Regions from separate parts of the Homo sapiens genome. Here region 2 is linked to region 1. The links are chromatin loops, found by intact Hi-C in ENCODE. Cell type or tissue: chondrocyte. All regions are shown on one strand. Links, peaks and the distances in the headings refer to the core of each region. The heading gives the core; the rest is flanking DNA.

The links. Peaks named below come from ENCODE experiments on the same cell type or tissue, not always from the same donor. Only the 100,000 strongest peaks of a DNase experiment are listed, where the experiment ranks them.
Region 2: a loop joins it to region 1, with 4 times the contacts of the local background. A loop is called at or near these places in 6 of 110 quality-filtered maps.

The regions. Positions count from the first base shown.
Region 1 is chr4:176,369,559-176,385,760 of GRCh38, reverse strand. It overlaps a transcript of LOC124900817 not described here. Among named protein-coding and RNA genes, the nearest start is that of SPCS3-AS1, 57 kb to the right of the region's middle. RefSeq lists an enhancer at 7,719-7,858. In chondrocyte, for the core only: CTCF peaks have their summits at 7,608 and 7,853 (motif pointing left); no DNase peak of the experiment used is centred there.
Region 2 is chr4:177,548,606-177,564,807 of GRCh38, reverse strand. All of the region lies in intron 1 of AGA-DT (AGA divergent transcript), which reads right to left. Among named protein-coding and RNA genes, the nearest start is that of AGA-DT, 110 kb to the right of the region's middle. In chondrocyte, for the core only: CTCF peaks have their summits at 9,417 and 9,643 (motif pointing left); no DNase peak of the experiment used is centred there.

The sequences.
Region 1 (16,202 bases), core at 6,479-8,978:
CCCATAATTGTGTGCTGAGGAAGAATTAACTTGTTATTAAGGATATAGAGGCAATATCTAAAAAAATTCTCTACTTTGTTTGCCAGAGCCTCAAAAGCAGTAATTAATTTGAAATCTGAATATGGCCTGCAGATGGAATTGATATTTGGGACAGGATATCTTGCTCCTAAATAACATCATTTGTGTAGCCATTTATTATGTCTATTTCATTTAGATTCCCAAATTAAAGGTAATTTAAGCAGCACCCTTACCTTATGACTGTTACTTTGTTTTTGTATATTCCCAACTATTCTCAACACAGACTGTGATACAAGTAACAAGGATTCAAGTAACTAGTACCCTGTCCTGGGCCCTGTGTTTCCCTGGCCATGTCTTCACAAGAACTGAGGAGCTCATATGACCAAGGAGACATTATCCCCTCCCCACATGGAGCCCACACTAACCCTTCAAGACTTTGCTATCGATATACCAGTCCCCCAACTCCCTGCCCACATAGCTCTAAGCCTGTTTCCAGGATTGTTTTGGACTCTTCCCTCCAAAGGTGAGTATGCGTAGGTGTCTGCACTCTTAGGCCCTAGGGGTGGCCAAGCAGCCACCGTTTGTTGAATGAGGGAGGTATGGATGGAGCTTAGAAACGCATCTAGGCGGCCAGGCACGGTGGCTCATGCCTATAGTTCCAGCACTTTGGGAGGCCAAGGCGGGTGGATCACCTAAGGTCGGAAGTTCAAGACCAGCCTGACCAACATAGAGAAACCCTTTCTCTACTAAAAATACAAAATTAGCCAGGTGTGGTGCCGCATGCCTATAATCCCAGCTACTCAGGAGGGTGAAGCAAGAGAATCGCTTGAACCCAGGAGGCAGAGGCTGTGGTGAGCTGAGATCGTGCCATTGCACTCCAGCCTGGGTGATAGAGTGAGACTCCATCTCAAAAAAATAAATAAATAAATAAATAATAAAGAAAGAAATGCATCCAGGCTGGGCGTCCACACCTGTGCATGTGGGGCTTCTCATGGCGAGGGGCAGAGCTGAGGGTGGGAAAGGAAAATGTCAAGTCATATGCCTGAAGCCAGCTCCAAGTCTACCAGCACATCCCAGCTCAGGACTTGGAATGGTCCAGGAAGTTTGAATTCAGACCTATACTTCCAAGTCATCATGAAAAGAAATGTGTTAAGATAGGAAAATAGGACAGATTTTTTAAACTTTCTGTTAGCTTGATTTATAATTGCTAGATATTTAGCCAAATATTATGGGGTTTACATTTGTACTTTTGCTCCAGATCCTGCTAAGGTTAGTGGCAGGTTTGCAAACGATGATATGCTTATGGTTAAAACCACAGTCATTTCTCTCTTTTCCTAGAAAGAATTAAGGAGTTTAGTAAGAAAGCATCAACATATTAATGAGAAAATGCCTGGGTACATCTGTTTCCTTCTTGATGGTAGATTTAACCAATGTGGATAGGCAGCCTTGCTTGTAAGTCTCCGTAATCACCAACAAACGACTAACATGAGATTATTTTTAAAAACCTCTACTTTTTAGCATGACGGTTACGATATTTATCAGAAAATAAATGTCTCCAATGTTATGATTTTTCCTAACGAGATCCACATGCAAAAAGGAGAGAAGGTTAGCAATAGAAAAAAAGAAATATGCTTGTCAAAATCTAGATTCCCAAGAAGAAAGCCTCTTTTCATTTTATAGCAGAGGGAAGTTTTCACTTTATCATCAGTAAAAATGCTTGTTAGCCAGATTAAAATTTCAGAGACTTGATGGTGGAAAACCCTTGTAAACAGAATGTGCAGCTGTGTTTCCAAAGCAGTGAGGAAAAGCCACCTGCCAGTGTAAACTCAGGCTACATTGTTTTAAAGCAGTGGCTGCCTTTCTTATCAGAAATGTGCACGTCAGAGAAGAAAGTGGGGAGGTCTCAGAAGCCCACCTAAGTTCAGCAAATCAAACGCCGTGTCAGACTGGTTCCCGTTATTAGGATGGACATTGTGAGTTATAGTAAATCCAAGAGGTACCTTTGCTTTTTAAGGAAAGGAAAGGAAAGGAAAGGGAACTGTGGGACTTTGTAGGAAAGGAAACTGCCAGTGAATCCAATCTACACAGAAATCAATTTCACACGGCCATAATTCAAGGAAATGGGGCAGTATGTAATGACGTGGACATTCATTTTGCTTTTTAAAATTCAAACGTTCTTCTTGGCTACTACAGTATTTTTGAAATCAGCTTGGGCTTTTTTCCCTCTCATCTCCCTCTACAAGCATTTTTGCTGTACATGGGAATCTATGAAACAGAGCCTTGCACTGTGACTCAACCCATTGTTTCTTTTAACTTTTCTCACCATCTCCTCCTGCATCATTTCCCTTTCTCAGGACTAAAAAACAGTCACGGAAAAAAATCAATGTTTTAAAATATACATTCAACAAATAGTGGGAAATATAATAAAATGAATTCACTAATTTGGCTTTGACTTTCACTAGTGCATACTTTGAAGTTCATACACAACTCACATTCTAGGACAGAATTGTATTCCTTGCATCATAACATAATTGGTAAATTTCTATTTCTTTTTCCCCTTCTTGTCGGGCTGGGGAAAGAGGGCTATAACTTTGTTCTAATTTCTACCTCTACTGAAGGTATGTTCTTGAGTATTTGTGTATGATATCTGCTATGAAGATAATGTTTTAACACATTTTAAATAACAATGGTAATAATAGCATTAATATATTTAAAAATATGTCCAGGACCTGAAGAGATGGAAATTTGTTTATTTGACTCCAATACATTATGACAGCTATGACTTGAAGACTGACCAATAAATAATGATGCTCAGGTTAGATTTTCTTTAAATAAAGATACTAATACTGTAATGTCTCCTTTTAAAACAAATTCAGAGGCAAAGACATGGCACTTTAAACCATATGATGGAAAACAGAGAAAAAGTGTCATATTCTAGTTGTCTCTAACAGAAGGAGGACATCATGATGGGAAGTAGCTATATACAGTTTATATTGGGGAGGAAGAACTGAGTACATTGTAGAAAACAAACTCGGAGTGCAGTAATTAAAAAAAGGCATAGAATCCAACCCCCACTATTGCCAACATGGACTTCAGAAATCAGCAATCTGATAATCTCATCTGCCAAATGAGGAGGCCAACACTCAAGGGTTGTGGCATCTCAACCAGGTCACATCAAAAGGGCAAGATTTCTTAGATGAAATCTCAAGATTCCAAATAAAAGGCCTGTGTCTCTGACTCCCTGCCTTTAATGCTAATAACACCTTCGTCCAGAATCAATTTTTTTTAACAACAAAAACTTAGAGTTAATAACTTTACTAATGATGCTGAATAGATACACTTTTTCTTGAGGTAGAGAACATATAAACATAAACTAGCATTGAGTCTCATTCATTGACCCTGTCACTATTGTGTTTCCAGTATAATGGCAGCATCTTGTAGAAGAAAATAAGCATGGACATTGGCGCAAGAAAGATCTCACAACTGCCAGTATACTGGTCTTTTATGCATGACAAAATTACTCCAACTTTCTGAGATTCATTTTTATCTTGTATACCTCATGATAAATATTGCATGACTCACGAGCCTTTGTGAAAATTAAATTATATGACATAAATGAAAATACCAAGTATTCTGCCTGCCACCTAGGAAGTGCAGAATATAATACCTGATGAAGAAGGATTAATACCTAAAAATTAGATGGGGATACAATTGAACCCTTTTTTTAAGAAAAAATAAATAACTAGAGAATAATTCGAAGTTGTTTGTTGAACAAGTATTTATATTTTAGTAGTGTGACAGACAAAAGCAATGAAATAGCGGCTGAAGAATTCATGAACCAGCAAGAACAACAGCAAAAAGAATCAGTGTGAGGGGCAGGGCAGTGGCTGCACAGAGACGATATCTTTAGCTGAGTTTGAAAAGAAAAAGAATAGCTTGATAGGTGGAGTTGACAGTCAAAGATGTTCTAAGAACAGTATGAAAGGCTGGAGCTGAGAAGGAACTGTCATGTACAAAAGATATAGAGCACGGGGGTCCAATCTTTTGGTTTCTGTATTCTACACTGGAAGAAGAAAAATTGTCTTGGGCCAACATAAAATACACTAACGATAGCTGATGATCTAAAAAACAAAACGGCAAAAAAATCTCATAATGTTTTAAGAAAGTTTACAAATTTGTGTTGAGCCACATTCAAAGCCACCCTGGGCCTCATGTGGCCATGGGCCTTGGGTTGTACAAGCTTGATTGAGCATCATTGGCTTAGGAAAATCTGAGAAAACTTTGTAAGAAGTAGTAAAATATGGATAAATAAACTGAAGCCCATCAAACAAAGGCCTTACATGCTCACCTGAGTGGCTCGAGTTTGGTATAAAAATAATACATACTAGATTCCAAAGTAGAGGAACGATACAGTGATTTAGTGATCTAGTGATTTAGAAGCAAGCAATCTGGCAATCAAGAGCATGATGGATCATGCTGGAAAAAAACTTCAGAGAAGTGGAGAGAATGGATAAAAGCACCTCTAATAATCCCAAAATGAGGTGATGGAGGCCTGAAATGAGACAGTGGTGAGGAGTCCAGCTCCTAGCCAAAAACCTATAATCATCTTTCAAACCCTACCACAGACAATTGCAAAGGATTTACCTGGCAGGCTTCACAGGGAAAAATTGTCCTCCCCACACCAGACTGTGTGCAGCCAGTAAACTGCAGTCTCTGAAGGGAGCTGCAGTCAAGGGCTCAGTCACTCCATCCTCAGCACCATGCGCTTATGCATATCTGCATCTCTAGCCCTCCCTGCATTCAGAGAGAGGAGGTCTCTTCATCGGGTCATTCTGCGGAGGCCTCCTCACTGGGGAGGACACTTGAAGCCTCTTTTTTCTCTCTGACTCAATATTCACTGTTTCCCACACCTAGTCCTCCCCTCTCCAGCTCACCCCCATCCCCACCCCTGGGTCCATAAAATGGCCAGAGCCTTTTGTTCGGGCTCCCGTACGTAGGTGGTGAGATAATTCCCCGCCCCACTCCCCCGTGTGCACTGATACATTGGACCTTCACCCAGTGCCCTTCTGTGGAGAAAAAAGGAACATTAAAATGGTTAAGCTTTTTCCTCTTGCCTATTCTACTACCTTAGAAAGTCATTAAAGGATTGGCTGTTACTTTCACTTTGGCTTGTTGTCTTAATTGACCACTCCACCACGGGCGTCTCAGCTCTCTCCAGCTCAGCTCAGCTCTTGACAGGTGGCAGAGCGAATTTTGAAAAATGTTGAATATAGTAGACACCCTAGCTCTGATCTCCATTCTTGTTTTAAGCAAATCTCCTACACTCTCAGTCCTCAGAACTATAAACTACAATTGTAAAACATTTCTCAGAGAAAAACTTATAATATTTAAATACTAGTTTTAAATTCTTTAAAAAAAGATCATGACAGTGTTTCAATTTCAAATTTACAATATAATATGCTAAAAGTCCATACTTCATGGTCTAGACTAATTTAAATGAAATTTTTGTATCACCAGCATTTGTAATGTAAATCCAAGAGTCGAGAGATCTTTAAATTATTGCATTTCAAAAACATTACTGGAAAATGATAAACTATAGGGACCTAAAGTCTCAAACAACTATGATAGAGATTGAATACCTGACAATCTTTAAAAGTAGGGATGTGAGGAAATGAGGAGAGGATTTATTTGCCTCCATTGTACTCATCTCTAACATTAAATATTCAAGTTCATGGAAAAAGCAATGTGTTTATTTTACGGTGCTCTGATACTGTGATAACTACTGTGACTTCTTATGGGAATATTGCTGCATAACAATTGCCAGAGAAGCTCATCAATCTGTGTTTCTCAAATGTGAGCAGCTCATTAGTACAATCTCCACCCAGGGAACACACAGAGCTCCCTTCTCTGCTTCATCCTGCGATTTCCATCATGTCCCTGGACCATCATTACTATTTGTATTTGTAAAATCCTTCTCTTGCCTCTTCCTTTCTGTTATCATTTGATCACTTTGCCCTAAAAGCTGGATAACTGAGTACTCAGTCACTTCTTCTTTTTTTTTTTTTTTTTGAGATGGAGTCTTGCTCTGTTGCCCAGGCTGGAGTGCAGTGGCATGATCTCCACTCACTGCAACTTCTGCCTCCCAGGTTCAAGCGATTCTCCTGCCTCAGCCTCCCAAGTAGCTGGGATTACAGGCGTCTGCCACAATGCCTGGCTATTTTTTGTATTTTTAGTAGAGAAGGGGTTTTGCCATGTTGGCCAGGCTGGTCTGGAACTCCTGACCTCAGGTGATCCACCTGCCTCAGCCTCCCAAAGTGTTGGGATTACAGGCGTGAGCCACCACCCTCTCAGTCACATCTAAAGGGGACAATGTGTGAATCAATGACAGACATGAGTATTGCTCTCTTCTTTTACTTTGTAAATTCCTATATATGCATTCCTATATATGCATTGATAATAAAACATTTAAGGTTTTACAGAAGTTTTTGAGGAAAAGGCCTAGTACAAAAAGTTTTAAATCTAGTATAGAAACTACCATTAGGTTAGAAAACTAAGAGTTTTCTGCATACAAGATTTTCAGAATGATAGCATATTTCCCTTCTCAAATATTAAACTGTACTGTTTTTCTTAAAATTATTAAATAGTTGTTTAGTATGAAACTATGTTTCTTCTTTTCCTAGCTTTTCTCTAGTATGGTATCTTTTGTCCTGGCAAATAACCACTGTTTAATATACATTCCTTAAAACTAGCTTTTGTATTTAAAAGCTATGTAAATTATATACAAAGTCAAAAATCTTCAATAAATAAAATAAAGAGAAACATGGTAATTTTTATTTCGCCTGGTTGCAAATGGCCTGTAGACAATGAGGATCTATCTAAGGGGCAGGAGCAGGTTAAGGTGGGATCCCTGACAAGCATTCTAGCTCTATGTCCCTCCTTCAGCAAGAGCCACCAGATATGAGCAGAAATTTCTATACTTAAATACAGCACTCAGCCAGGCTGTTTCAATGAACTGATTTAAAATACAAGAATCACAAAACAAATGAAGAGACATCATCAGTTTCCCCACAATGAATTCGAGATTTGTTGAGAAAAACTGGTAATATTCTTCCCTTTTAAGGAAAATATTCCTTGAGGATAAATGATTAATTCCTATTAAAATGAGAAAGTAGATTTAAAACACAAAGATAGTTTGAGAAACATCCAAGGATTCATTGACTTTTGCATTTACTACATTTTCTTTAAAAAGGTACCCTCTCACTTTTAGAAAAAAACTCAATTTACGCAAATTAAGCTTGTTTTACCCAGGTTTTATAAAATCTGCCCTTACCTGACAAGCCCTGTGCTAGGATCAATGGCTAGACATAATGATTGTTTGTGATTGTAGCAGGAATGATTAAAAAGCACATTGTTTCACCCACATCTGCATGAATATATATCACACTACATGACATTTTAAAATTCTAAAGTATGAGTAAAATCATAACCGTACATTGACATCAAGGAGTGATTTGTCTTCTCCTACGCAAGTGCAGATTATTTTACCACAAGTGCAAATTTAAATTCTCTGCATGTCTTCTCTGGCTTCTCATTTATTTTCTAGTTACACATTTTGGAAACTGAGATGGAGATTTTTTAAATAATTAAATAAGAAAATAAAAATTCATCATTGTTTGAATGCAAAATGGCTCAAGTCCCTGATAGGTTAATAGGGAGCATTATTATTGTTACAGTTCAACAAACATGTCACTTTGACATAACTAAAGGTGATTTCCCTTCAGCTGGTCATAGGCAGGTGAGAATAAATGGAGATTATTTAAAGAGAATGACTGACATCTGCTGGAATACAAGAGAAATGAACAGAAAACAATGCAAGCATAAATGCTTACAGTTAACAGTTTCAGAATACATCAATGTTTACAATCTGTAACAGAACAATGTTAGCATAAATCCTCAAAAACAGAGGAATAATGGGGTGTAATGGAAAGGGGCATCTTGTGTAATTCTGTTCTGTTGCACTATGCTGAGTCCAATCAAGATAGCTTCACCCTAGAGCAGTTATACAATCTCTAAAAATAGTGCATTTCTGTTGCCTGTGATTTTTCTACATGTTATCGTTGATTTCTATAGTCTGTGGGTTCCTGTACCTTGACTCTGGCCACGTCTGTGCAATCAACTAAACGGGCTTTACAAATCTACAACCAAGGAATTAATTAGAATTGATCATTTGGAGGGTCAGAACACAATTTAGCCCCAAAATAGACAGATCCATGCCATCAAACATTGCTGATCTATGCCTTAAATTGGGCTTTAACGTAGTTCCCATTTTAAAAATGATTTCTTAATGAGGCAAGGGGAGAACGATTTCTTGAGAGCTTACTAAGTTATTCCATTTAGGATATCCTATAATTTCACGTGGTAGGTATTTTTAACTCCATTTTGTAAATGAGAAGATTTAATGGCAGAGAGGTGCAGAAATGTGCCCAACGTTACACAGATTGTAAGTGACAGAGCTGAAATTCATTACTTAATTCTACCTGATTCCACGGTTGGTGCTTTTCACCATACAATTTAATTCAAGGTACTTTTGTATTTTCCAGTGTCAATACCATTTTACGCTACTTTTTAACTGTATACCTTTCTAGTGAAAACTATTAGGGACTGTCCTGAAGAGTATCATGATCTGGTCCTGCTTTTGGATATTCTCTGCAAGCAAGTACTTGGTAAAGATCTGTAAATCAGTAAGAGAGTATTCAACAGAGTCAATGGAACCCATCTTTCCTTTTTTTCTCTAGAACAGTTTAAAAAGCAGTCACAGTCCTCAGTTTCTTCATTAGTACAATGATGGAGATGGACTAGATAACTCCTAATGTATCTTCCAGGGGTGCATCTGGTTAGGAATACAGCAAAGGAAAACAGGTTCATTCAGTTCATTATTATTCTGCAATAACACACTAACATAATCAGGGCAATTAGCTACATATTGTACTCATCATTCATTAATTGCAAAAGTGTTTTTTTTTTTAATTTTTGTCTTTGTTTATAATGCCTCATGGAAATTGAAGTGAAAATATGTACTCGAAGATAGTCTATTTTTACACACAAACACACCTGCCAAGAGCCTATCTTTCCTGACAGAAACATTTGAAAAAAAATATATTTTCATGTTATTTTTCTCTTACTCTTTCCACAGACTAAAAACGAAATCTACATTTTGCCTGAAAAAGAAAATGACTATGATCAGAATTTAAAACACATGCAAAAATTATTTTAAAAAGTTTCATAATAAAAGATTATTTCTATGAATTACAATACAATATATCTAATATTGCACCAGCTTCTTAAGAAGTTTTCAAATTTCCAGAAGTTGTATTTTTTAAAAAAATTCCAACATGCATAAACATAGTCTGAATATGGTTTCAAATGTTAACATAGACGGTAAAAGTAACACAATACAAATGTCTTCTGTAATTTATCAAATTTCTGCATTAAAATATATAGCAGGTTGAATCTTGAATTCAATACTACCATCTAGTGGAAATCAACCAAAAATGCAGCAGATAATGCTACTTTTGTTTTTTCACAAGTACAACTGCTATTCTTCCCATTGTCTTGCAATAACTAAACCAGTGGTCAAAGGACTGATGAGAACCTCTTTGAAATAAGTATTTTCTTGTAACAAAAACATTATTTGTTTTATTAGGTAACATGCTTATGGAATATACTAAACAATCTGACTGATTATAAAAATATAAATATAAAGTATCTAATCATGGGCTTATTCTTGACAACCAATCTCTCATACAAGACATTTATATATATATATATATATATATATATACACGTGCTTTTACATAAACATGTGTAAGACATTTTATATATATAAGACATTATCTATTATATATGACATTTATGTATATTGATTGTGCTTTTGGATGCAATTTCCTAGTATTTTTTGAGGATTTTTGCATGTATATCCATCAGAGGTATATATATAATTATATATTATATATATTACAATATATTTTATATATATATAATTTTAAGGAAAAGCAGAGAGTTTATTCAGTGATTTAACTTCCTTAAAGCAAGCCCTTTTGAAATTCTTTTTGCTTTGTAAATACATAAACCAGTAAGACAGTTGTTTATTATCATTATAAAGCATCATGTACTTTACATAATTTTATTTATATTTAGGAAATACAGGTGCAAGTATCTTACATGCATATATTGCCCTGTGGTGAAGTCTGGGCTCTTAGTGTACCATCACCCAAACAGTGAACATTGTACCCAATAGGTAATTTTTCAACTCTTACTCCCTGACCCCTCCCCATGTTTGGAGTCCCCAGTGCCTGTTATACTCATCTGTATGTTTATGTGTACCCATTGTTTAGCTCCCACTTATAAGTGAAAACATGCAACTTTTTACTCTCTGTTTCTCAGTTATTTCCCTTAGGATAGTGGCCTCCAGTTCCAACTATCCATACTGCTGCAAAAGACATAGTTTCTTTCTTTTTTTTGGCTAAGTAGTATTCCATGGTGTATATATACCACATTTTCTTCATCCATTCCTCCATTGATTGAGACTTAGGTTGATTTCATGTCTTTAATATTGAGAGTAGTGCTGTGATAAACATATGAGTATAGCTGTTTTTTTAAATACAGTGATTTATTTTCCTTTAGGTAGAAACCTAGAAGAAGGATTGCTGGACTGAATGATAGCTCTTTTTTAGTTCTTTGAGAGCTCTCCATACTGTTTTCCATAGGGTTTGTACTAATTTACATACCGACCAAGAGCATTTAAGTGTTCCCTTTTCTCCTCATCCATGCCAACATCTGCTAGTTTTTGACTTTTTAATAACAGCCATTCTAACTAAGGTAAGATGATATCTCATTGTGGTTTAAATTTGCATTTCTCTGATGATCAGTAATGTTGATAATTTTATAATATGTTTGTTGTCTGCTTGTGTGTCTTTTTTTGAAAAATTTCTAAAAGTTTTCTTAAATTAAAAAAAAAAATTTCTGTTCATGTCCTTTGACACTTTTTAGTGGGGTTGTTTTTCTTGTTAATTTGTTTGAGTTTCTTATAGAATCTGCAACTTAGTCTTTTTCAGATGCAGACTTTGCAAATATTTTCCCCCTTTCTGTAGGATATCTGTTTACTCTGTTGATTGCTCCTTTTGCTGTGCTGAAGCTTTTTAGTTTAATTAAGTCCTCTTTATTTATTTTTGGTTTTTTTTTTGCATTTGCTTTTGAGGACTTGGTCATAAATTATGTATCTAGGCCAATGTCCAGAAGAGTTTTTTCCAAGTTTTCTTCCAGAGTTTTTATGGTTTTGGTTCTTACATTTAAGTCTAATCCATTTTGAGTTAATTGCTGTATTTGGTGAGAGGTATGAGTCCAGTTTCATCCATCTACATATGGCTATCCAATGTTCCCAGCACCATTTATGGAATAGGATGTCATTTCCCCAGTGTATATTTTTGCAGACTTTGTCAAATATCAGTTGGTTTTAAGTATACAGCTTTATTTCTGAACTCTTCTGTTCCATTGATCTGTGTGTTTATTTTCATATCAGTACCATGCTGTTTTGGTTACTATAGCATTATAGCATAGTTTGAAGTCAGGCAATGTGATGCCTAAGCCTTTGTTCTGTTTCCTTAGGATTGCTTTAGTTATTTGAGCTCTTTTTTGATTCCATATAAATGTTATGATTCATTTTTCTAATTCTGTGAAAAATGGTGTTCCTAATTTGATAGGGATTGCACTGAATCTATAGGTTGCTTTGGGCAATATGGTCATTTTACCAATACTGATTCTTCCAACCCATGAGCATGGGATGTGTTTCCCTTTGGTTGTATCATCTATGATTTCTTTCCCCTGTGTTTTGTAGTTCTCTTTACATAAATTATTCACCTCCGTGGTTAAATATATTCCTATGTATTTTTTTGGTATTGTAAATGGGATTGAATTCTTGATTGGGGCCTCAGCTAGATTATTATGGATGTATAGTAATGCTACTAATTTCTGTACATTAATTTTGTATCCTAAAACTTTACTAAATTTGCTTATCAAATCTAAGTGTTTTGGTGGAATAGTTTTCTAGATATAAGATCATATCATCCATGAACAGACATAATTTGAATTTCTCTTTTCCAATTTGGATGCCTTTTATTTTTCTTCTCTTGTCTGATTGCTCTGGTGAGGACTTCCAGTACTATGCTGAATAAGAATGGTTAAAGTGGGCATCCTTGTCTTGTCCCAGTTGTTAGAGGAAAGGCTTTCAACTTTTCCACATTAAGTGTGATGTTGGCTGTAGGCTTGTTGTATATGGTCTTTATTATGTTGAGATATGTTCCTTCTATGCCTAGTTTGTGGAGGATTTTTATCATGGAGTGATGCTGAATGTTATTGAATGCTTATTCTGCATCTACTGAAATGATCACATGGTTTTATCCTTAATTTGGTTGAAGTTGTAGATGTTAAATATCATTGGCTGGGTGCAGTGGCTCACGCCTGTAATCCTAGTACTTTGGGAGGCCAAGGCGGGTGTTTCACAAGGTCAGGCTTTCAAGACCAGCCTGGCCAACATAGTGAAACCCTGTCTCCACTAAAAATACAAAAAATTAGCCAGGCATGGTGGCAGGCATCTGTAATCCCAGCTACTCAGGAGGCTGAGGCAGGAGAATTGCTTGAACCTGGGAGCCAGAGGTTACAGTGAGCTGAGATCATGCCACTGAACTCCAGTCCATGTGACAGTGCAAGGCTCCGTCTCAAAAAAAAAAAATCCTTGCATCCCTTGGATAAATCCCAGCTGATCATGATGTATTATCTTTTGGGGCTGATTTTGGATGTGATTTGCCAGTATTTTGTTGAGGATTTTTGCATGTATATTCATCAAGGATATTGGTCTGTAGTTTTCTTTTTTTGTTATGTCCTTGTCTGGTTTTGGTATCAAGGTGATACTGGCCTTGTAGAAAGAATTAAGGACAATTCCCTCCTCCTCAAAATCTTTTGGAATAGTTTCAGGAGGATTGGTATTAGTTCTTTATTGTGTGTTTGGAAGAATTTGGCTATGAATGCATTTGGTCCTGGGTGTCTTTTTGTTGGGGGATTATTATTGATTCAATCTTGCTACTCTTTATTGGTCTGGTCGAGAGTTCTGTTTTTCTCTTGTTCAATCTTAGGAACTTGTGTGTTTCCAGGACTTTATCCATTCCCTCTAAGTTTTCTAGTGTGTGACTCTGTAATTGTTCATAATAGTCTCTGACGATCTTTTGTACTTCTGTAGTATCAGTTGTAATGTCCTTTTTTCATTTCTGATTATGTTTATTTGGATCTTCTCTCTTCTTCTCTTGGGTAGTCTAACTAGTGGTTCATCAAAACACCTTACCCCTAAAGACACAAATAGTAAAGGGATGGAGAAGATATTCCATGCAAACAGAAACCAAAAGCAAGCAGGAATAGCCCATACTTACATTAGATAAAACAGATTTTAAATAAAAAACATTAAAAAAAAAGACAAGATCGTTATATAATGATAACAGGATCAATTCAGCAAGAGGATATAACAATCCTAACTACATATGCACCCAATATCAAAGCACCCAAGTTCACAAAACAAAAATTACTAGACCTAAAGAAATAGACAGCAATACAATAATAGTGAGAGACTTTAACATCCCATTCACAGCACTAGACAAGACATCATCAAGATAGAAAATTAACAAAGGAACATTGGACTTAAATTGAACTTTAAATGGACTTAACAGACATTTACAGAACATTTTACCCAAAAATTACAGAATATACACTCTTTTCATCAGCACATGAAACATTCTTCAATACACCACATATTAGTCCACAAAACTAGTGTTAACAAATTTTTTAAAATCAAAATCACGTCAAGGATCTTCTCAGACTATGTTGAGAAAAAGCTAGAAGTCAATACCAAGAGAAACCTTGGAAACTATATAAATACATGGAAATTGAACAGCATGCTCTTGAACAACCACTGGATCAATGAAGCAATTAAGACAGAAATTAAACATTTTTTGAAATGAATGAAAATGAAAGCATCTCATACCAGAACCTGTGGGATATCATAAAAGCAGTGCTAAAAGGAAAGTTTATAGCATTAAATATCTACTTCAAAAAGGTAGAAAGATCACAGATTAACACCCTAACATCACACCTCAAGGAACTAAAAAACTAAGAACAAATAAACCCAAAGTTAGCAGGAGAAAAAGAAATAACAAAGATCAGATATATGTTATAAATATAAATATATATATATGTTATAAATATATATAATATAACATATATAGATGATATATGTTATTTAGCTAAGAAGTGGCCTAGATGAAATAATACCTCTCAGTAAAAAATAGAAAGACCATGATCTATAGAATCAAATATATTTGGACTGGCATCTCAGCACCATCACTTACTAGCCAAGAAACATTGGGTTTCAGTCCTCTCATCTGAAATATAAAATAGTACTTAATTCTGGGGGGAGGTTATAAAGAGTTAAATTGTATATATGTGTGCACACATGTGTATGTGTTTGTGTATATCACACATTCACTCACTTATTAGCAATTGTTCTTATTCTTAATTCCTAATTTCTTTTATTTTGTACTTCTGCCACTATGTGTATATCCATGGTAGTCTTGCATAAACTCCTGTAGTCTGCTTAATCTTCTGTTGATAGACACTAAACTAAATCCCTGTGTTACACCAACTTCCTCTGACTATTTCTACTAGTGTCACTTTCTAAATTATCCTGGCCACCTGATTCTTGCTGTACTTACTTCTATACAGACCTATTATTGATACCGTATTAAAAAGATGCCCCCTTTTTGCAGGGTAGTTCTGAAATTCTCTTCTAGTTAATTCTGGGCAATGGTAAAGTCAAGTTAGTGAAGGTTAAATAACTGGTTTTTTGGTAGAAAGTCACCAGAAAGAACACTTCCTCCAGGAAGAAACAGACTTGTTATTTATTCCTGACTGCAACCATTGTCAAGATAAAAGAGAATATAGGCCTATGGATGTTTCAGAACTGAAAGATAGCTGATAATCCTGCACTGTTCTCATTGTGTAGATTATAAATAGTCTTTCTACTCAAAGATGGTCTAAAAGGCCGGCATTGTCTGATTCACCATACTCTTTTTAAAATTTTTTATGTATTTTCCAGCTTCAGAAATCCTGGAAGTTTGTGCTGAGATTGAGTCTCCAGTTGCCTAGATCAGGGGTTCTGATTACAAAGGTCAGAGCCTCTGCAACCGTCTTAGACATGTATCACAAGTAACAAAATAAACATGTACTGTTATTAAGCCATTGAAATTTAGAGACTCTTCACATTTGCAGCACAACCCAGCTAATTCTGATGAAAAAAATTGGTTAGTTAAATGTAAAATATATAAAGCAACTCATAAATCCATTTAGCTGAATGCAGAGAACTACATTTTAATAGGCTGAAAGCAAACAAGTGAGGTTATTCCCCAGTCCCTCTGCATTTTCGATTCCTACATTCTCTGAGGATAGTGTATATGTTTTATGTGACCTCTGACTTGCTGACATCAATTGAACAAAGATCCCAGGGTCAGGATATTTACCCTCTCTGTTCACAACTGCTTCACCTGTAAAATGATGTTAATACTTCTTGCCTGCCTAAAAGTAGCCATAATGACTATCAGGGTCCCTTTCAACCATAAAATTTATAATTCTATAGACAAAATGGTAGGTAAATTTCCTCACTATTAATGCATGGCCATGATAGAGCTGTTTCTCTATGATAGAAGGCACATGAAGTGGGTTCCCAAGAAGACAAAGCCATCTAAGGAATTCATGGCTAAAGAAATAGGGTGCTGGGGTTAAATCCTGATTTGATTCTGCTAAACTGCTCGGAGGATACAAACCATTTAATTTCAACCTTTTCAGTTACTTCCTCCTAAGATCCTTGGTGGTCCTCTTCTTTCATCTTTGTCTCACCATCACCCAACTCTACAGGCCCCAAATCTGAGTGGTAACTTACTGCAGAGTTTCCCAAGTGTTTAGCTACAGACATGGGATGTAGGGAAGTGAAGTAGGAATGGTAGAAAGGAAACATTAGTTGAACAGCTATATATCAGACACTCTGATAGAAAATTTAAATATATTACTTTTCTTAATCTTCATAATAA
Region 2 (16,202 bases), core at 8,492-10,991, 1.2 Mb before region 1:
TGGGGTAGGAAATATAGAAGAGAAGCCTACAGTATCCTTTAGTGCCATGAAGTAAGGAAGAACTAAAAAAAATTAAAACATGTGCATACACACACACACACACACCCCCATACGGTGATGTGGTGTGTCAAAGGGATAGATCAGCTAAAGCAGAAACCATTCAAGCAATAACATAAAGTAGTATAGAATTATGTCCCCAAGTATTACATACATGTCCATGAATTCATACTGTTAAAATGATGAAACAAATAAATCAATAGGAGAGAAGGGATAAATCTTTTATTCAGAAAATGCCAAGCAACTTATGTAGACACTCCACCTTCAAGGAGGTGGAACATTACTCCCTATTCCCTAAGTGAGAACTGCACTAATGACTTTTTTTCTAAAGGATGTAGTATAGAAAGGGGGAGTAGGCAGAGAAACTTCCCATTGGAGAAAATTGCCACACACTATTCTTAGTCAGGTAATCAATGGCAACATCAACAGTGATTGCTTCTGCTGATAGTATGTTTCCCTGATGTAATGTGATGAAAATGGCACATTACCTTTGGTTTTCCTCCCCAAAACATTAGGAACATTTGTCACAACTGAGGGACAGTCTATGAAGTACCTGGCCATAACCTTCAAAACTATGAAAGGCCATTAAAAACAAGAAAAGTGTAAGAAATTGTTACATCCAAGAGGAATTTAAGGAGACATGAGAGCTAATATAATCCTGCATCCTGGATGGAATCTTTATACAGAAAAAAGGATACTAGGTAAACCCAAGGAAATATGAGTAAAATATAGACTTTTAAAATAATGTATCAATATCGGTCCATTAATTGTAACAAATGTACCATAGCAATTTAAGATAAATAGGGAAAACTGGGGATGGGCTATATGTGAACTCTCTGTACTATCTTTATGATTTTTCTATAAATATAAAACTCTCCTAAAATGAGAAGTTTATTTTAAAAAGTAAATGAAGCTTTTGAATTTATTTTAATGGCAATATAATCTTCATATCTCACATTTTCTTGATTAAAATGGGAATTAAAAAAATCTTTTCAGGATACATTTATTTTATGGCCCATCCTACAGTATCAAAGTTACCAAAGCACTAACTACATTAAACTTAGAATGCAATTTCATAATTCCAAAGGCTTTACCACTTAAAAATATCTAGAGGTAATTTAAAAGTCATTATAAATTATATAGATTAAAAGCTATTTAAAAGGAATTAGATTCTTATTCATACGTTAAGCCTTGTTCTATAAATATATGAAGTCTTCTAGAAAAGCTGGCATTGTCTTTTAAATATGTGAATAAAATGTGATAAAATTTATACTGTGACTAAACACAGAAGAAAAATCCAAATGTAACATTTGATCAGAATGGTTCTATATACAGTGATGAATCACTTAATGTTCTGAAAAGTGCAACATTAGGCAATTTAGTTGTTATGTGAACATCAAGACAACAAAAGTGTACTTACACAAATCTAGGTGGTATAGCCTAGTACACACCTAGGCTAAATGATACAGCCTTTTGCTCCTATGCTACAAGCCTGCACAGCATGTTACTCTACTGAATGCTGTAGGCAATTAGAACATAATAGTAAGTATTTGTATCTCTAAACATACCTAAACACAGAAAAGGTACAGTAAAAATGCGGTATAAAAGATTAAAAATGGTACACCTGTAAAGGGCTCTCAGGATGAATGGAGCTTGCAGGACTGGAAATTGACCTGAGTGACTCAGTGAATGAGTATGAGTGAATGTGAAGGCCTAGAATGTTACCATACACCACTGTAGCCTTCAGAAACACTGTGTACTTAGGCTACACTACATTCATGGGATCCAATTTTTCTTTCTTTAATAATAAATTAATGTTAGCTTACTGTAACATTATTACTTTATACATTTTATTTCTTAACTCTTTGACTAGTTTCTCTATATCCTTATTCTACATTTTTTTTCTATTTTTTTCTTTACTTTTTAAACTTCTTTGTTAAAAACTAAGACACAAATACATATACTGGCCTCGGCCTACACGGGGTCAGGATCATCAATATCACCATCTTCCAGCTCCACATCTTATCCCACTGCATGGAGCTGCCATCTGCTATGATAGCAATGCCTTCTTCTGGAATACCTCCTGAAGCACCTGCCTGAGGCTAACAGTATATATATATACACTCATAATAATAATTAGTATCAATTAGTACTAATTAACTGTTCATTAGTATTGTTATTAATTATACTAATTAACGGTATATATATATACACATATATGTAGGAGTACACTCTAAAATAATGATAAAAGCATAGTATAGTAAACATGTCAGTAAAATAGTGATTATCAAATATTATGTGCTGTACAGAATTCTATGTGTTATACTTTCATATGACTGGGAGCACAGTAGGTGTGTTTACACCAACGTCACCACAAACACATGAGTAATGCATTGATTATGATGTCATTAGGCAATAGGAAGTTTTCAGATCCATTATAATCTGGGGTCTGTCACATATGCAGTCCATCATTGACTGAAACACCGTTATGCGGTGCATGAGTGTATATTAGAAAGACTGATGAAAATGAAATTTCTAGGTTTTTACCATCTTATATCCAGTTTTGTTTCAAAATTCAATCCAGGTAAAATATAAAATAAGGATTATTCAGTATAAATACAACTTAAATTACAATAATGGATCCACTAACTAAATATATCATAAGGCATTCATGTTAATTCTATCCCTCTTTGCTTCAAATGCAAACCAAGAAAAGCATCATAGCATGAACTCTCTGAGGAACTAACTTTTCTATAATAGTGTGCATTAAGTGATTCTGTTCATTGCACGAACACACACATTCTCTAACACATATTAATTTCATTTACAAATGTTACTATAGAACTTACTTTGCTGGGTGTTTTATTGATTTTCTATTTCCTCTCTGAAGCACCTAGCTTACTTTACTTGTTGATGTTTTCATTGATTTTCTATTTCCTTTTGGAAATGAGATGAGAGCTTTTAAAGAGGTCATGCTACTTGGCAAGAATAAGATGTTAAGTTGTGTGGTTTTCCTAGGGAATTTCACCATTAAACTTACTACTTTTCTTTCCATAGAAAGTAGCAATTTATTTTTAACTCCTTATTGTATGCCGTTGTACTGTTTATCTTACTCTTAAATGTGTTATTATACAAATTAACTTCATAAGAAAAATGCGATTCTTGACTGATTTAAATGTGTCACCCAGTTAATTCCTACTATAGTGAATTCTCAAAGGTAATAACCTAAACTTTGGAAGGTTATTTCAAGTCTCGTAGGATATACATGATCTTAAAAGTTGTGACAACCTAAACAATATCAGCAGTAATGAATTGCCCAACTTGCACCTCTGAAAGTAAATAATTGCTAAGATAATTGAAGTAACTATCATCTTTATCACCCAAAGTGGGAGTAAAAAAACTTTACAACTTACCAGTATGTAGATTTCTGTGTTAATGATTACCTATCTGAGTGAGAAGACAAACTGGGCTTTCAACTTTTGTAAAAAAAGTTGAAATTTTGCTACCTACATTTGAATTCAACCATCTCAATGTCATATAGCACTAGTCAAACATACTGGAAATATCTGATTTTTTGTATGTTTTTCTTTTTGTTTTTTAGACAGTCTCACTCCATCACCCAGCCTGGAGTGCAGTGGCACAATCTCGGCTCACTACAACCTCTGCCTTTTTGGGCTCAAGCTATTCTCCTGCTTCAGCCACCCCAGTAGCTGGGATTACAAGCATGCACCACCACGCCTGGCTAATTTTTGTATTTTCAGTAGAGATGGGGTTTCACCATGTTGGCCAGGCTGGTCTCAAACTTCTGACCTCAAGTGATCTACCCACCTTGGCCTCCCAAAGTGCTGGGATTACAGGTGTGAGTCACTGTGCCGGGCCCTGAGTTTTTAAAAGGGGCTATACAAAAAACATAATAGCCAGTTATTCCACTAGAATTGTCCTGTCCAATTCAGTAGCCACCAGATCCGTGTAGCTATTGAGCAGTTAAAATATTATTAGTATCAACTGAGATGTTCTGTAAATGTAAAATACACACTAGATTATCCAAGAAAAGAATTAACATATTGCATTTATAATTTTTTATTATATGTTGAAATAATATGTTGGATGTATTGGGTACATGAAATATATATAATTTTTTTTTTTGAGACGGAGTCTCACTCTGTCACCAGGCTGGAGTGCAGTGGCACGATCTTGGCTCACTGCAACCTCTGCCTCCCAGGTTCAAGCAATTCTCCTGCCTCAGCCTCCCGAATAGCTTTGACTGCAGGTGCACGCCACCTACACCCAGCCCGAAATATATTGTACCTGTTTCTTTGTACTCTTTTTAGTGTGATCACTAGAAAACTCAGAAGTACCTAAGTGTTTTACACTAAATATAATGAGTCTCTAGTATTCTATTCCTAAAACAGATCTTTGGAATACAATGTGTCTAGGCTATCTTATCTTAGATCTCTATAGAAATGGCTTTATCAAATCAAAATTTAGTGCTATGTCCTTGAATTTTATGATATGAGAAAATGCTACATTTTAAAATAGACAATCGTAGGCCATACTATCAAACATCATTATTAAAAGCTGTTCCCCAGGAACCTGAAGCCCACAGATACTCTGTCCAAAGAAGAAAGAACTCTTATGAATGAACCATGTTAACTCACCCAAGAATTAGCATATCTCAGGAGATCTGCCCAGCAATGTTCTTTAATTACTCTTAAAAATTTCCCGGCCGGGTGCGGTGGCTCACACCTGTAATCCCAGCACTTTGGGAGGCCGAGGTGGGCGGATCACGAGGTCAGGAGATTAAGACCATCCTGGCCAACACGATGAAACCCCATCTGTACTAAAAAATAGAAAAAATTAGCCGGGTGTGGTGGCGGGCGCCTGTAGTCCCAGCTACTCGGGAGGCTGAGGCAGGAGAATGGCGTGAACGCGGGAGGCAGAGCTTGCAGTGAGCCGAGATCGCGCTGCTGCACTCCAGCCTGGGCGACAGAGCTAGACTCCGTCCCCCCCGCCACCCGCCCCAAAAAAATTCCCATGCTTTGTCTCTTCTCTAGCTGCATTTGTGACTTCATGTTCTTAATGTTACACAAAAACACTAAGCCCAAATGTCCTATCAATGACTGAAAACATAAAATTTAAAAATCAAATATAAGCATTCACATTTATTAGCAAAAAAATTAATATCTATAGTGTGAGACTTAATGTGGTATATATTGGTAATTCTCACTTACTTGAGAGTCTGGATTCTATCAGAGAAGGGACCATTGCTTTAGGAAAGAACTCTGTATGATACTTGTCTAGAAAATAAGAGATGAGATGTATATGTCTTAAAGGAATATTCAAGACCAATGATTCCAAATAGAGACTTGTGTTGGCAGCTTTTCAGGAGATGATAAAAGCAACATATAACAATATTCAGGCATTTAAAATGGGACAGAGGAACCAGAGCATAATTTTGAAGAGGCAGCTGTGACCTAGCAGCAGATGGTCACCCTGCCTGCAGTCGGCTTAGGGATAGAACAGCAGGAACCAAGCTGCAGGAAGCCCACAGAGGGATGGAACCAGCAGGAGGGTTGTAGGGTTTTTTTTGTTTGTTTGCTTTTGTTCTATAGCAGGAGGGGGGATTTGTTTGTTCCTTCTTTAATTCTGATGGAGGATTTCAAGCTATGTCCAACAAAAATCACTGTGACGGTGGTGGAAGGAGCGTTGCAATAAGAAAACTAAATAAAACATACAGAATCACTCCAATAAAGGGATGATTGTTTCTTTCTCAGGGTTATATACCTGTTACCAGTTGTATTTTCTGAGATCTAAATTCCATCTTAAATCTCTTGCCACTAAAAGGAAAAGGGGGTTAATATATACTCTCAATCTTGCATATCAGCATCCACATTTGCTATGGATCTCAAGATTAAGAACCAAGACACACTCTTCAACAGGTCGCATACTTAAACACGATGTGTTCCATAATGTCATTTCTTACCAACAACATATTTTGAGCTTAGCTGTTAAGGAACCAATGCCTCTACAATGAATCTTGCTGGACTGAGGCTCTGAATGATTTTAAAAGGACTAAAAGTAGTGTACGTTTGAAGTCTCTTAACAGTGAAGAAAGAGAAATGTGCTCTCATTCCTTCTGATGCTCTGTCAGTTGCAAATCCAGTCAAGTTTCTAACATTACTCCAATGCCTTTTGTACTTTATGTTTGATTAACATGGTATTTTGGGATTTTTTTTTTTAATGCAGTGATTTTTATCTTTGTTACAACCATAAGTTCATTCCCCAAAAAGAGCTGTGTGGTGCTGCTAGAGTGAAACGGCAACGGTTCCCTTGTCCCCCTCGCAGGGCATGTGATGGTGGTGTGGCTCGCTTCTTGAGTGCCCGGCTGCTCAAAACTCTGTGGGAGCATACAGATGCGTGGGCTGTGGGGCTCCAACCCCACGGCAGTGTCTAGGGGTGAATGTTTACAGCTGAAGGCTCAGAAAGTGTGTTATAGGGTGCTCTTTTAGTTTGCCGTCTATAGGCGGCTTGTGTTAGTCAACTCAATTAGACCCAGGACTTATTGCAAGGACAGAGGGCTTTCTGTATCCCTGGTTCTTGCCTTGTTCTATGGGAAGAATCGGATTACACGTGGGCTTGGAGACTGAATGCAAAGGTTTTTTTGTTTGTTTGTTTGTTTTTTTGAGAGGGGAGTTTCACTCTTTTCGCCCAGGCTGGAGTGCAATGGTGCGATCTCGGCTCACCACAACCTCCGCCTCCTGGGTTCAAGAGATTCTCCTGCCTTAGCCTCCCGAGTAGCTGTAGCTGGGTTTACAGGCATATGCCACCTGCCTGGCTAATTTTTGTATTTTTAGTAGAGACGGGGTTTCGCCATGTTGGCCAGGCTGGTCTCAAACTCCTGACCTCAAGTGATCCGCCCGCCACGGCCTCCCAAAGTGCTGGGATTACAGGCGTGAGCCACCGTGCCCGGCCGAATACAAAGTTTTATCAAGTGGAAGTAGCTCTCTGCAGATGGGGGAGCCAGAAGGGAGATGGTTTTCCCCCGGAGTTGGGCCGCTCCGTGGTCCAGGACTCTCCTCCAACTGCCCCGGCCAAACTCCGCCTTGTCTCGCGGGTCAATGGCCTCCTGGCCTGCCGGTGCCTGTCGCGTGCTCTTCCGCTGGCGTGCTCTCAACAACCAGCCACTTGTGTCTTCCTCCACAGATGTGTTCCTCACGACCTCCAGCCGCTTGTGTGTCTGCCCGCTAGGGTCTCGAGTTTTTATAGGTGCAGGATGGAGGCGTGGTGGGCCAGGGTGGTCTTGGCAAATGCAACATTTGGGCAGGAAGGCAGGAGTGCCCGTCCTCACCTAGGTCCCTGGGGGTGGAGCCCTAACCAGGGACCATGCCCTCCTCTACCCAGCACTTCCCTGCTCTCCTTCCGTATCAATAGCAGCGTTACAATATGCTTCTCTGCTGGCACTGATCTGGTTCACTGGCCAGCCTGCGGAAAACTAAAGTAATTGTGTCCATGGAGATCTTATTGTAAATTCGACAGTGTTTTAGAGTATAATCATGAAGAAAAAAATGTTTACACTTTAGAAAATGGATGTGAAGGTCGGGTGCAGTGGCTCACGCCTGTAATCCCAGCACTTTGGGAGGCAGAGGCAGGCGGATCATGAGGTCAGGAGATAGAGACCACCCTGGATAACACAGTGAAACCCCGTCTCTACTAAAATATAAAAAAAAAAATTAAAAAAAAATTAGCTGGGCGTGGTGGCGGGCGCCTGTAGTTCCAGCAACTCGGGAGGCTGAGGTGGGAGAATGGTGTGAACCCGGGGGGCGGAGCTTGGAGTGAGCCGAGATCATGCCACTGCAGTCCAGCATGGGCGACAGAGTAAGACGCCGTCTCAAAAAAAAAAAAAAGAAAAAAGAAAAAGAAAAAAGAAACTGGATGTGAAAAAGTTAAGAATTATATTTTTGCAAATGATACGGGCTTCCAAGAAGATCAATAACAAGAAAAGAAATAGAAGTTTTTGCCTTTTGGCTGACAGTTGAATATACTGCTTTACTTCATCAAAAAATGTCTTACCGTAATGGAATCCAGCATTCCCTAATGGAAAGAGAAAACTTTTTGCTGTTTGGTCCTCTAACTTTGTATATATTCTTTATTTTGAAAATAATCCTTTAAAATGTTACAAAATGTGAGTTAAGCTAGAAAGATAGAATATCAACTTGAGTAAAGTCAGTAAATATCAGGTCTTTAAATTTTTTGTCCAAATCCTAAATATTCCTGCACCCCAATTATCCTTGAAGAAAATAATAATAATAATAGTGTGAATAAAGCTCCATGCAAATAAATAATAAATAGAGGATTGGTTTGAAGCATACATGACTTCATTTTATGTAAGTACAAAGAAGCCATCTGATGGCTTGAATAAATTGGTCTTAAAACACTGACAATAAAGAAAAAACACAATAGCAGTTTGCTTACTCCAAAACTAGTGCACATTCAAAGGTCTTTAGCACACCAAAGACCTTTGGTTTAATTCTCATGTCTTTTTTATATATAAAAAAAGAAAATTCCCTTAGGTTGCTATAAATGATATTTAGCCAATTTGCTTTACAAATGATTCCTTTAAGATCTTTAGAGATCACACAAGTAGAAGAAACTCACTTTTCTTTTATTTCATACACTCAGCAATTCATTTTGATATATACTCACACCTAACCAAAGCAATGAAAATATATATCTGAAACCAGTTGTCAATCACAGCAACTACAAATCTCCAAAAGGCAGCCTGACAGTTTCCTAAATATCAGAAATAATCTTCCATCAAAGTGCCTCAGAGTCTACACATATGAAGTGCATTCTAGAGATGTTAAAACCCACTGTGAGGTACAAACACCGAGTTTGTATTCTGGTTGGATCATTCCAGGCTTAAGAAACAGTGCCATATTTTTGAACTGATGTATTTTGACTCAGCCATTACTCTTCTGATACGAGTTAGACTACAGGGAAACCTGGAGATTTCCTGTCAGTCTTGCGGCTGAAGGAATTCTCACATTTTTTTCTTGCCAATTCTTTTTTAGAAGCATAGTATATTACCTCATAAAGATATCATAAAAGGAAAAGTTACCTTCACACATCTCTCCCATTTTGCATATTAGAATGTTGAGGCCAAGAGGGTTAGATTGAGGCCAAGATCCCAAGATCTCACAGTTCATGGAGAAGCCAGGACTTCTCATGCCTAATTCATATGTCCTCTAAACCATAATGCCACCTGAAAGGAGATTCTCCCCTACCCCCAGGAATTAGTTGAATGACCTAGATAAATGGAGATACATAGAAACAGAACATATGCTTTTTGGACCAGGAGATCATGGATGTGGTCATTGAGATTCCATCATTTGCTACTTGAAGATGTGGTCTCTTGCACCACTAAGTCATAGTTTAAACCTACATGGCAAAAGATAGTGAGATGATGTAATAAGAAGTTATATCGACCAATTCAATACTATACTTGCCTGTACACTATTCAGTTTTCCAGATTGAAAAAACAAATGATAATGAAAACAGATTGGATTGCTTGGTTGTGCTGCCTCCTGGTGGCAACATAAAATACCGATTTGTTAAATTTTGTCACATTGGGAGTGATTGTCAGCTAAATTGTGTTTTGGGTTTTTAATGTTGTTTCTTAATTTCATATTATTTTTCACTGACAAATCATAGTTGTATACATTTATGGAGTACAAGGTGATTTTTTGATAAAGGTATACAATGTGGAATGATTAAATCAAACTACTTAACATATTCATCACAAAAAGGAAACTCTTATACATTGCTAATGGGAATATAAATTAGTGCAGCCATTATGGAAAACGATATCGAGGTTCCTTGCAAAATAAAAATAGGACTACCATATTATCTGTCAGTTCCATTTCTGGGTATATATCCAAAGCAATTGAAATTAGTACGTAGAATAGACAGTTGCATTCTCGTGTTCATTGCGGCTTTATTCACAATAGTCAAGATATGGAATGACCTAAGTGTCCATTGATGGATGAATGGATAAAGATAGCATGGTACATATACACAATGGAGTACTATTCAGCCTCTAAAAAAGAAATAAATTCTGTCATTTGCAACAACACGGATGAACCTGTAGGACATTACGCTAAGTTGTATTTTGTCTTAAGCTCCATTTGGATTAAAGTTAGTGATCAACTATCTTGTGGAAGTCAATTCATGAAGAAGTACAAAAATAGTGAGTAGTGATTTGCATGCATAATGCTAACAAATATATGCAGCAACTAGAAAGGTCTTCTTATGGAATGAATACCAAAAATAACTAGTCACATTGTGTATTCTCCCTATTTTTCTCAAAAAAATATGTTTTCAATGTCAAAGGCAATTAAAATCTAACAATTATCCTGCTTCCTTCAAATCTTTATTACAGATGGTGTAGTATAAAATGTTCCAAAATTAGTTTGTGACCAGTCTGGCCAACATGGTGAAACCCCGTCTCTACTAAAAATACAAAAATTAGCTGGACATGGTGGTGTGTGCTTGTAATCCCAGCTCAGGAGGCTGAGGCACGAGAATTGCTTGAACTGGGAGGCAGAGATTGCAGTGAGGCGAGATTGGGCCATTGAACTCCAGCATGAGCAACAGGGCAAGACTCAGTCTCAAAAAAAAAAAATTAAAATTAAAAATAAAATAAAAAGCTCCAAAATTAAAATTGGATTTGGAATCAATGAATTGGGTTCTAGATCTGATTTGTCCATGATCCAAAGTCACTTAACCTCTATGACCTCCGTTTTCTTAACAGAAAAAGTAGTGGTGCTATGCTATTGAGCTCAAAGACTACTTTTGCGACTACATATAATTGTAACACAATGATGAATACATCTATTTATTTATTTGACAATCATGGGTAGAAAACCCTATCATGTCCTTGGTACTGTCATGGTGTATTAACAAATGAGGATTTTCAAGGGAACTTCTCCCTTGCTGTGAGGAGAGCAAATATCACATTCTGAAATTAAAATGCAGGCTATTTATTGTCTCTCTGGGTTTTGATCTCCAAATCAAATAGCAAAAAGATCCTTGTCCATTAAGAATTAACCACCTACAGTACTTGCTCCTATGGCCCTTATTAATGTATCACTACAGGGGATATATTAAGATCTGAATTATTTTGACATTTACAATAAGGTTTGTGCTTATAAACACAAGATCACACCATATTAAAACTTATTAGCATATTGTAACTGATTAGATGCTCACAATGTGCAAAAGCAGTCCGTTCTGCAACCCCCTTGGGAAACAAAATCTAAAGGCAGTAACAGAAGTAATCTCAAATCACAGAAACACCAGTGAAAGTGTGTCCTTGGTTTTATAGCACTAATTTAGAAGAAAAACATGATAATAAAAAGAAAAATATTCAATTGAAGTCACCTCTTAGACCATTCATCAACACTGAACTACATAGTCAATTTGCCTCATTAGTTCAACAGGATCAAGACCCAGTGACTGAGGTACCCAAACAAAGGAGGCCTGGGAGCCAGGGAAACTTGACAACAGAAATGTGTGTTTTTCCTGTGACGAGAGAGGTGCTAACAGATCACTTCTTCTTGGGTTAATAAAGATGAATATGTACATATGTCTGTACATGTACACACACAACAGAGAAATAAATAATTTAGCTCTTTGTTTTAAACCTGTTTAAGAATACAAGTGGTTACAGGAATATGTGTTAGAAGGAATGGGTCTCTCAATTTCAGTGCTAAACCATTTAATTAGGCTGTTAAGAATTCAATTCATCAAAAATAAATGACTTCATATAATAAAGGTAAAAATCTTTACATAATAGCTAGAATTTACTAATTACTATGTACTAAGAACTGTTCTAAGCACTAGTATGTTTAAACTAATTTGATTCTCACATCCTTATAAGAAATATGTGATTATGGGCCTCATTTCTCAGGTGAAGAAACCAAGGAAAAAAGAAATTTAAGGCAGGGCGTGGTGGCTCACACCTGTAATCCCAGCACTTTGGGAGGCAGAGGCAGGCAGATCATCTGAGGTCAGGAGTTCGAGACCAGCCTGGCCAACATGGCAAAACCCTGTATCTACTAAAAATACAAAAATTAGCCAGGCATGGTGTCTCGTGACTGTAATACCAGCTACTTGGGAGGCTGAGGCAGTAGAATCACTTGAACCCGGGAGGCAGAGGTTGCAGTAAGCCAAGATCGCGCCATCACACTCCAGCCTGGGTGACAAGAGTGAAACTCCGAATCAAAAAAAAAAGCAAAACAAAAACAAGAAATCTATTAATCTGCCCAAGAATATACAACTAACAGGTGATTAAACTGATGTTCAAAGTCAAAAAAGTCTGACTGCAGAGCAATCCATTCATACCCACCATGGTCTCCTGCCTCTCTGTGCTCTCTCAAAAAGACCACTAAGGCCGGGCATGGTGGCTCATGCCTGTAATCTCAGCACTTTGGGAGGCCAAGGTGGATGGATCACGAGGTCAGGAGATCAAGACCATCCTGGCTAACACGGTGAAACCCCGTCTCTACTAAAAATACAAAAAAATTGGCGGGGTGTGGTGGCAGGCGCCTGTAGTCCCAGCTACTCGGGAGGCTGAGGCAGGAGAATGGCGTGAACCTGGGAGGTGGAGCTTGTGGTGAGCCAAGATCACACCACTGTACTCCAGCCTGGGTGACAGAGCGAGACTCTGTCTCAAAAAAACAAAACAAAACAAAACAAACTACTAAGCAGTTGAACTCATTGGCTCCTCCCAGAACCTAAATGAAAGGGCCAGATCCAAAGGGAAGCAGGCTGTACAATGAAAAGATGCAGACAAACTTGCTCTTCTAAGATGATGTATTAGTTTGCCAGACTGAAAACACACACACACACACACACACACACACACACACACACACACACACACGCAGACTGAGTGACTTAAACAGCAAATTTATTTTGTCACAATTCTAGAGGATCGAAGTTCAAGATCAAGGTGTCTGTAGGGTTGGTTTCTTTTTTTTTTTTTTTTTTTTTTTTGAGACGGAGTCCCGCTGTTTAGCCCAGGCCGGATTGCAGTGGCACAATCTCGGCTCACTGCAAGCTCCGCCTCCCAGGTTCACGCCATTCTCCTGCCTCAGCCTCCCGAGTAGCTGGGACTACAGGCGCCCGCCACCACGCCCGGCTAATTTTTTGTATTTTTAGTAGAGACGGGGTTTCACCGTGTTAGCCAAGATGGTCTCGATCTCCTGACCTTGTGATCCGCCCGCCTCGGCCTCCCAAAGTGCTGGGATTACAGGCGTGAGCCACCGCGCCCAGCCTGTAGGGTTGGTTTCTATGGCCTCCCTCCTTGGCTTGTACATAGGTGTCTTTTCCCTGTATCTTTATATGGTCCTTTCTCTGTATGTGCCTGTCTTCTAACCTCCTCTTCTTATAAGGACACCAGTCCCACACTAATGACTTCACTTAACCTTTATTACCTCCTCAAATACCCTATCTCAAAATACAGTCACATTCTGAGATACTGGGGGTTAGGATTTCAACCTATCAACTTGGGAAGGACATAGTTCAGACCATAACAAACTTTTTGTTAATTTTCTTGGGAATTTATGCAGGTCAAGAAACTGAGCAAAAGTGCTGCAGAGGTTGGATCCTCGGAACATACTACAATTAACACAGAAGTAATAAGTAATTACTGCAATACTTATTAAACATTCACCCTGTGCACAGTTCTGTATGCAATGCTCATGGAAGGATTATGAATGTTAGTACATATTAATGTTGCTGCTGTTTGAGACTGTTCAGGTGTGTTGCACTCTATGAGAAATGTGAAGAAACATAACAACCCCAACCTCTAGGTAATTAAAATCTTGTTGGAAAGAAAAGGGAAAGATATGTGTAACCGCACAAAGCAATGCTACAAGAGATGCTAATGATGGTTTATAATTACAAATAGGTAAAGGAAAGGAAGACCAAGTCTAAACTCAGAAGAGAATAGAAGAGATCTAAAGCAGATATCATGGACTGGGAAGGATTTGGGAGGGTACTAAACTTGACTTGGGCCTTCGGGTTGGAGACTGAAGGGACAAAGAGAAAAGGAGGCATTTCAGGAAAGTTAATCCCAAAGGACTGATCAAAGCGTAGTGAGGAGAAAAGTTTTACTAACATTAAGGATTCCACAGGAAAGTGATAGAAGTTGGGTACAAAAGTAGATTGGAGAGACTATGTACATTATCTATAGCCAGACAGCCTTGTAAGGTGAGTATTCATACAGTAGTGAAACTATAGATGAGAAAAGTGGGGCCAAAAAGCTGAGCTAGTTATCAACAGGTGCAATGTAATAAGTAGGTAACAAATAGCAGAGCTGAGATTTAGGAGACTTGTGCCTTTGAACGTCAATGAATCTAAAGCAAAATTTATTAGGACAAATACAACCTTGATACAGCTTCACGTTTTTTTCCTCCCTAACCAAAAACAAAATGTAATAGAAAAACAAGTCTATTTTTACTCTTTTATTATACAAAGACTCCATTATTAACTTACAGCTGAAGTGGTATGAAAGGTCTTTAAGAGAACAGGTACTAAACATTGTTTCCAGGCTCAGCCTTAACTGGAATAGGAATGCAGTAGGATTTCTTGGACGTCAAGAGGCCTATATTTGCTTCCCCAAAAAGCCTTTTTCAAATGCTTGTGATTAGGAAACAATGCCTTCCACACACCCGCTCTCTCTGTTCAGGTGTCTGCCTCTTTCATTCCTACCTTAAGGCATTAAATGTGCTTCTCATTGTCAGATGGGGACCCAGTTATTTCTTTTTTTTCATTTATTTATTTTTTTGAGACGGAGTCTTGCTCTGTCGCCCAGGCTGGAGTGCAGTGGCGCGATCTCGGCTCACTGCAAGCTCTGCCTCCCGGGTTCACGCCATTCTCCTGACTCAGCCTCTCGAGTAGCTGGGACTACAGGTGCCCGCCACCATGCCCGGCTATTTTTTTTGTATTTTTAGTAGCGACGGGGTTTCACCATGTTAGCCAGGATGGTCTCAATCTCCTGACCTCATAATCAGCCTGCCTTGGCCTCCCAAAGTGCTGGGATTATAGGCATGAGCCACCGCACCCGGCCATATCTCTTGAGTACTTATGTAATCAATAAATGAACAAAGCAACTATGTAAAACAGTTACTAAAGCATTTCAAAATTAGCCACTCTAAACAAACCCAGAAGCCTAAATTACTGACACATTCACCAGCTGGAAAGACTGTGGACTTTGAAGTCACATATAAGAAATTCAACTTCAGTTCTTTTTTTTATTTTGAGAAGGACTCTCGCTCTGTTGCCCAGGCTGGAGTGCAGTGGCACCTCCCGAGTAGCTGGGATTACAGGCACGTGCCACCCTACCCAGCTAAATTTTGTATTTTTAATAGAGATGGGATTTCACCATGTTGGCCAGGATGGTCTTGGTCTGCTGACCTCCTGATCTGCCCACCTCGGCCTCTCAAAGTGCTGGGATTACAGGTGTGAGCCACTGTGCCCGCCCTCAACTTCAGTTCTTATATGTTTGACCACAGAAATGTAACTTAACCTTTCTAAGTCACAGTTTTCTAGCCTGAAAATGGGAGTAATAATTAACTCACTGAGTTATCATGAATATCAAATAATATGTACAGTTAAGCACAGTAATTGATATACAGCAGATGCTTAGGAAATATTAATTCCCTTCCCCTTCTCCATTCTTGTGAGCTCTCTTTGATAGGAAAAAAAGATACAAATAACAGGATGCAAATTACAAATATACCAGGCATCTGAAAGAATGAGAATAGAACCTACAAAGATCTCACAAAGGAGGAGGGCAGTGGTGTACTGGCAGCTAGACTGAAAAAAAAAAAAAAGCCCTCATTTGTACTTGTGATAGTGGAAAAACTCAAACTGTTTTTCCTCTGTTCTATCACCACAAGCAACACAGAAGACTTCTGTGACCAAATGTGTGGGGTTTCTCCCCACACACTAAGCAAGCAATCAGCTCTGCAGCAGACACCAGCTGGGTGCCCTCCAATTCAATTCAATTCAGCCACTATCTGGAGACAGCCTCAGATCCCACAAGTTGGGGGCTCAGTCACACAAAACCACCCCCTCCT